2 separate regions of the Homo sapiens genome follow, and region 1 is linked to region 2. Evidence: read pairs that join two places in POLR2A ChIA-PET (ENCODE). Cell type or tissue: PC-3. All regions are shown on one strand. Each heading gives the region's core, and the rest is flanking DNA. Links, peaks and the distances in the headings are about the cores only. Region 1 has its middle 24 kb from the start of MIR4520-1. Region 2 holds the start of SLC16A13 (solute carrier family 16 member 13).

Region 1 (2,907 bases), core at 217-2,716, 360 kb after region 2:
TAGAAACATTATGTAATAGATATCCATTAACTGTATTACATATGGGAGCATACTATGCACATTTTCTGTGCTTGATTCTACCTACCCCCCTCCACCAATTAAGAATTTATTTGGAGATCATTCTATTTCAGGACATACTAAGTTTGGCTAATTGTTTTTATTCAATAGTTAATGTTAGTTTTAAACGGATGTGAGATTAGGCTGAGCGCGGTGGCTCACGCCTGTAATCCCAGCACTTTGGGAGGCCAAGGCGGGCAGATCGCGAGGTCAGGAGATCGAGACCATCCTGGCCAACATGGTGAAACCCTGACTCTACTAAAATACAAAAAATTAGCCGGGCTTGGTGGCGGGGGCCTGTAGTCCCAGCTACTAGGGAGGCTGCGGCAGGAGAATAGCGTGAACCCGGGAGGCGGAGATTGCAGTGAGCCGAGATGGCGCCACTGCACAGACTCCATTTCTCAATAAATAAATAGAGGTGAGATTAAATTTAGAAAACTGCACAGATCTTCAGTGTTCCATCCAATGATTTTGACAAATGCTTACATCTTAGAAACCACATCCAAATTCCACAAGCCTCCTGCCCAGAGTTCTCTCTGCCCTTTCAAGTAACACTTCCTGCGGCAACCACGTTCTGATTTCTGTCACCATGGATGAGTTGTGTCCGTTGAACTTCATAGAAATGGAATCATACAGGAGTATTCTTGGGTCTGATTTATTTTGTTTAATGAAATACTTCTGAAATTCATTCCTGTTGTTGTATATCTGTTCATTTTACTGTTGCTAAATAGTGTTCCTTTGTACGAATATACCACAGTTTGTGTCGTCTCCCATTGGACACGTGGGCTGTTCCAATTTGGGGCTATTATAAATAAAGCCATTATAAACATCTCTGTACAAGTTTCTTTTGTGAGCATATGTTTTCAATTCTCCTGAGGCATACCTAAGAGTGAGCCCCAGTCTTTTTAAAAGCTGCAAGGTTTTCTTTTTTGAGATGGAGTCTCACTCTGTCACCCATGCTGGAGTGCAGTGGCGCGATCTCGGCTCACTGCAAGCTCCGCCTCCCGGGTTCACGCCATTCTCCTGCCTCAGCCTCCCAAGTAGCTGGGACTACAGGCGCCTGCCACCACGCGCAGCTAATTTTTTTGTATTTTTTAGTAGAGACGGGGTTTCACCGTGTTAGCCAGGATGGTCTCGATCTCTTGACCTTGTGATCCGCCTGCCTCGGCCTCCCAAAGTGCTGGGATTACAGGTGTGAAAAGCTGCAAGGTTTTCTATTGTAAGTATGCATCACAGAATAATCAAATTCCCTATTGATGGGCGTTGGGTTGTTTCCAGTGGATTGCTAATGCTGTAATAAGCATATCTATACATACATCTTTGTGCACCTATGTAAGAATAGTTTCTGGCCAGATGCGGTGCCTCACGCTCTGTCACCCAGGCTAGAGTGCAGTGGTGCAATCTCGGCTCACTGCAACCTCCACCTCCCTGGTTTAAGCTAGGTTTACATGCTGGGTTTAAGTGCTGGGATTACAGGCATGAGCCACTGCGCCCAGCCCCAAGAGTTCTTTTTTTATTAATTTGTAAGAAGTCTTTATGTATTTAAGAAATTAGTCATTCAGCTGTCATAGGGATTTTTATAATATATGTGAAGATCTGCTGAGGCTACTTTGTTTATTCTTCTTTTTCATTATTTTTGCCTCGCTATTTTCACATATTTTTCCATAAGAATTTCTAAGTCAGCTTCTTCAGTTCCAAAAAAAAAAAAAAAAAAAATGGGTTGGCATTTATCTCCCTGGCTATCTCTCCTATTCCTCTTCCCCTCACTCACTCCAGGATTTCCTGACTTCAGCAATATTGACATTTTGGACCGAATACTTCTTTGTTGTAAGAGGCTGTTGTGTGCACTGTGGGATACCGAGCAGAATCTTAGCTTCTATTAATATTTAGTAGAGGCCAATAGCAACCCTCTCCCCTTCCAGGTGTGACAATGAAAAATGTCTGTAGACATTGCCAAATGTCCCCTGGAAGGCAAAATTGCCTGTAGTTGAGAGCCACTGACTCACTCTGACCTAGAACCCTGGCCCCTGCTGTCTGGAGCATGCGGGGTCTCCTCCTGCTCCCTCACTGCTCCAATCTTTGCTCAGTGGTCCCTTCTCAGCCTAGTTCAGATGACAACTCCCTCATCTGCTCCACACTCTCTCTCTGCAGCCTCCTGGACTTTTCTCTATTGTACTTTTCATCTTCTGACATACTATGCAATTTACTTTTTATTTGGTCTGTCTCTCCGACCTCTGTAAGAATGTAAGCCCTATGAGAACAGGGATTTTTGTCTGTTTTGTTCACTCCTGTTGCCAACCCCAGAGGGTCAGGCTCTGGGAAGGGGCTCCTTGGAACAGCTCTAGGCTCTTTCCTTTAAGAAGAGGGCTGATGCTCGTCTTTGAGTTCTCCCGTGGGGGCTGGCGACACACAGGCTGAGGTGACCTTACCTTACCTGGCCAGCTCCCCAGCCTAACAGGAAGGGCCATACCAGATGGCCCCTCACCCTGCGATGTTTTCCCTACATGGTCCAGTGGAGGAGGATGTTGGAGGAGAGACTGTTCCTTGGCAGGCTCTGCGAGGACAGAGGGGGAAAAGGCTCTCCTTCCCTTCCTCTGTTTCCTGACTCTTCCACATGGGCCACCCCCGTCCACAGTGCAGGAGTGTCTGGGAGACCGGGAGGCACAGCTGAGCTCCAGGGTCTCCTCGCTGGGTGTAGTTCCTTGCCTGTGAAATGGGCACAGTGACCCTTCTGAGCTTCTGGGGGCTCATGTCAGCCATTGCGGCTCCTCCCCACGCTGTCCTTTTCTGCAGTGCTTCTGAGGATGCCTACCAGGACCACACGAGTCCCAGGTCCACCCCAAGGCACCC
Region 2 (2,907 bases), core at 126-2,625:
GAGCCACCGTGCCCGGCCAGGTTTCATCATCCTTGAATTTCCTAATTCCTCACCATGTTTGTCGCTTTAGTCATTCCTATTAAGAATTCCCTTCTGGGTACAGGTGCTAGCTAAACTTTCCCTCAGCTTCTCCCCGAACCCTTTGGAAGGAGCAGGAAGGAGGTGAACATCCAACGATCTAAGCATTTGACTCTCCTGCCCTTGTGCAGGCTCTCACCTGACAGCAACCCAATACTCAGGTATAGGTGGGTCAAGGAAGTAGCAAAAGAGGCGAGCAGCATCCCCAGCGCAGCCAAGATGCCTCCAGTCATCACCACGGGCCTGGGCCCGAACTTCGTGCTCAGGGCACTGCCTACCGGGCCTGAGGAAGTGGAAGGGGCGCTGCGAGAAGATCTCAGGGGTCTCCCCCCCAGCATCTCCCGCCCCTCGCCCTTCCACTTCCCAGTCGCCGCATTCCCTCTCCCTTCCGAGGGTCGCAGTCCGCCAGATCCAGGCGCCGCACTCACTCCCAAACTGCTGCACCGCGATTCCTATGGAGGCGATCCAGGAGACGCGCGCTGCCTGCTCCTCAAACGCCGCCACAAACTCCACGAAGAAGACCCCAAAGGAGCGGAGCACCCCAAACACAAGCGCCGACTGGAAGAACGCTGAGAGCACCACCACCCATCCCCAGCCCCCGTCGGGGGGCTCTGTCCTGCGCGCCATCTAAGCGGTAACAGGGCTGCTGCCACCCAGAGCCTCTGCAGGAGCCGGGTTCTGGACGCCGCACCTCTGCACACCCACCCCCGCTGCCGGGTGGCTCGGGGCCGAGAGGGGTTGGAGAGGCAGGTAGAGAGGAAGGGCCCGACGAGGCGGCGAGAGGCCCCTGCACCTTTTCCCAAGGCGGGGCGATATAGGACTGAAGACCTGGCCCGCGCTGGCCGGGCCAGAGTCTCCCGGGGGCGTGGTTCCGCGAGCTCGGAGCTGAGCTAGTTCAAGCCGGGGCCGGATCGGTCCCGGTTCGGTGTTCGGCTGGGAGCCAGAGGGTGGAACTGAGTTTGGGCCCCACCCCTGGAGCGCGCCAGTTTCCGTGTAGATGATCTATTTTATCACTGGGGTGTCCGGGCCGGGCCACCCTGGAGCTCGCCAATGAGGACGCGGGGCTCCCGGGCAGGGGCGGAACGAGAAGGGCAGGGCGGGATTTAGGCATTGTTGGGGACCAGCAGTGAATGGGCGCATGCGTAAGGAGGGGCGTTAGGAGGCTGACTAGGTAGGGCCCCACGTGACGCGGGGACTGCCAGGAAGCTTCCGTCTCCTCTTCACCTAGCGGGCCAAGTCATCCCCGTTTCAGCACCCAGAGCCACACGGAAGGGTTAGTGGTGGGTAAACTGGGTCTGGAGAGGAGAGGACTCTCTTGCTTTAATGAGGGGTCCAGGAATTGCAAGGCCCTGTTGGGGGTAGGGGAGGGGTTAGGAGATGAGACTCAAACGAAGTGTTTGGCGCAGCGCCTGAAGCCACTAACACGCAGCCCTAGGCACGCAGACCTAGAAGCCTGGATCCCTGAGAAGTTCAACGGCTAAGGGAAGAGAGAAGGGGAATGAGTTGGACTCCTGGCGTTCATTTCTGTAGTGGGAACTCGTTCCTGTCACTTCTGTTCCCACTAACAGGAAACCTACAGGTCACAGAGACCAAAAATAACTGAGGAGAGGAAGGGCGGCTGTAAGCTCACACAGGGCCCCACCAACACCACCTACCTCTTCCTCACTGGGGCTGGAACCTTTTCCTCTGCCCTCTAGTAACAACCACTTCCTAACCACCTTTTTTGATCTGATGGTGGGGTAGACTAAAGAGACAAACTATGACCCTGGCCACTGGAGCAGTCAGCCCCCTCTTACCCAAGTAGTCCTCAGGCCCCTAGCAAACACTCCCCAGTCCTTCCCAGTCTCCATAACACCAATGGCTTGGATTTCCTGTTCCTTCATTATAAGCCATACTTCCCAGGACCCTGACCTTGAAACCGTGGACTCAATGTTCACTCCCAGATTACTGGGGAAAGCAGCAAACAAGAAGTGGAGGCAGGGAGGGAGGTGTGTAGTCTTAAAAGACATATTGAGCCTTAAATAATTTTATATGTGGGAAATAAAAGTAATCATCAATAATACACATATATACTTTCTAAGAGTCAAAATGTCGGCTGGTGGGGAATATGCCAAAGATACAGAAATTGCTGTGGCTGTATTACATAGTGATTAAGAACTCGGGTCTTTAGAATCAGATCACAGTTCCAGTCTTTTATTTATTTATTTATTTATTTATTTATTTATTTATTTATTTATTTTGAGATGGAGTCTTGCTCTGTGGCCCAGGCTGGAGTGCAGTGGCATGATCTTGGCTCACTGCAACCTCCACCTCCCGGGTTCAAGTGATTCTCCTGCCTCAGTCTCCTGAGTTTCTGGGATTACAGGCTCCCACCACAACGCCCAGTTAATTTTGGTATTTTTAGTAGAGACGAGGTCTCACCATGTTGGCCACGCTGGTCTCGAACTCCTGACCTCAAGTGATCCACCAGCCTTGGCCTCCCAAAGTTCTGGGATTACAGGCGTGAGCCACCGTGCCTGGCCCAGTTCCAATCTTGACTTTATTACTTAACTCGATCAAGATGCTGAATCTCTCAGTTGGTTTCCCCATCTGTAAACTGGGGATAATAGTACCTACTATTAAGCGTTGCCCAAGGGGTTCAGTTAGAAAATCCATGCACTAAAAATGCTTAGTTTATGTGCTGACATGCAGCAGGAGCCAAGTAATATTAGCTTAGCTGGTCTTATTGGTGTTATTTTCAACAGGGGATAAGCTGCTGTAGTGGGAAGTGAAGGAAGGTTTTAGTTTAGTGTTTTTTTTTTTGTTTTTTGTTTTTTGTTTTGAGATGGA

What was found. ChIA-PET counts read pairs that join two places held together with the same protein. Peaks named below come from ENCODE experiments on the same cell type or tissue, not always from the same donor. Only the 100,000 strongest peaks of a DNase experiment are listed, where the experiment ranks them.
Region 1: POLR2A ChIA-PET joins it to region 2 with 13 read pairs; 2 of 35 experiments call an interaction of 5 or more read pairs at or near these places.

Annotation. Positions count from the first base shown.
Region 1 is chr17:6,678,036-6,680,942 of GRCh38, reverse strand. No RefSeq gene overlaps it. Among named protein-coding and RNA genes, the nearest start is that of MIR4520-1, 24 kb to the right of the region's middle. In PC-3, for the core only: no CTCF peak of the experiment used is centred there; a DNase peak (open chromatin) is centred at 1,512; H3K4me3 peaks cover 429 bases; H3K27ac peaks cover 1,359 bases.
Region 2 is chr17:7,034,181-7,037,087 of GRCh38, reverse strand. It overlaps SLC16A13 (solute carrier family 16 member 13), which reads right to left and starts at 1,073. Exons shown (of 4, transcript NM_201566.3): 1 at 507-1,073; 2 at 218-361. The coding sequence starts at 705. RefSeq lists enhancers at 506-745, 1,476-1,525, 1,134-1,634. In PC-3, for the core only: no CTCF peak of the experiment used is centred there; a DNase peak (open chromatin) is centred at 1,187; H3K4me3 peaks cover 1,819 bases; H3K27ac peaks cover 1,154 bases.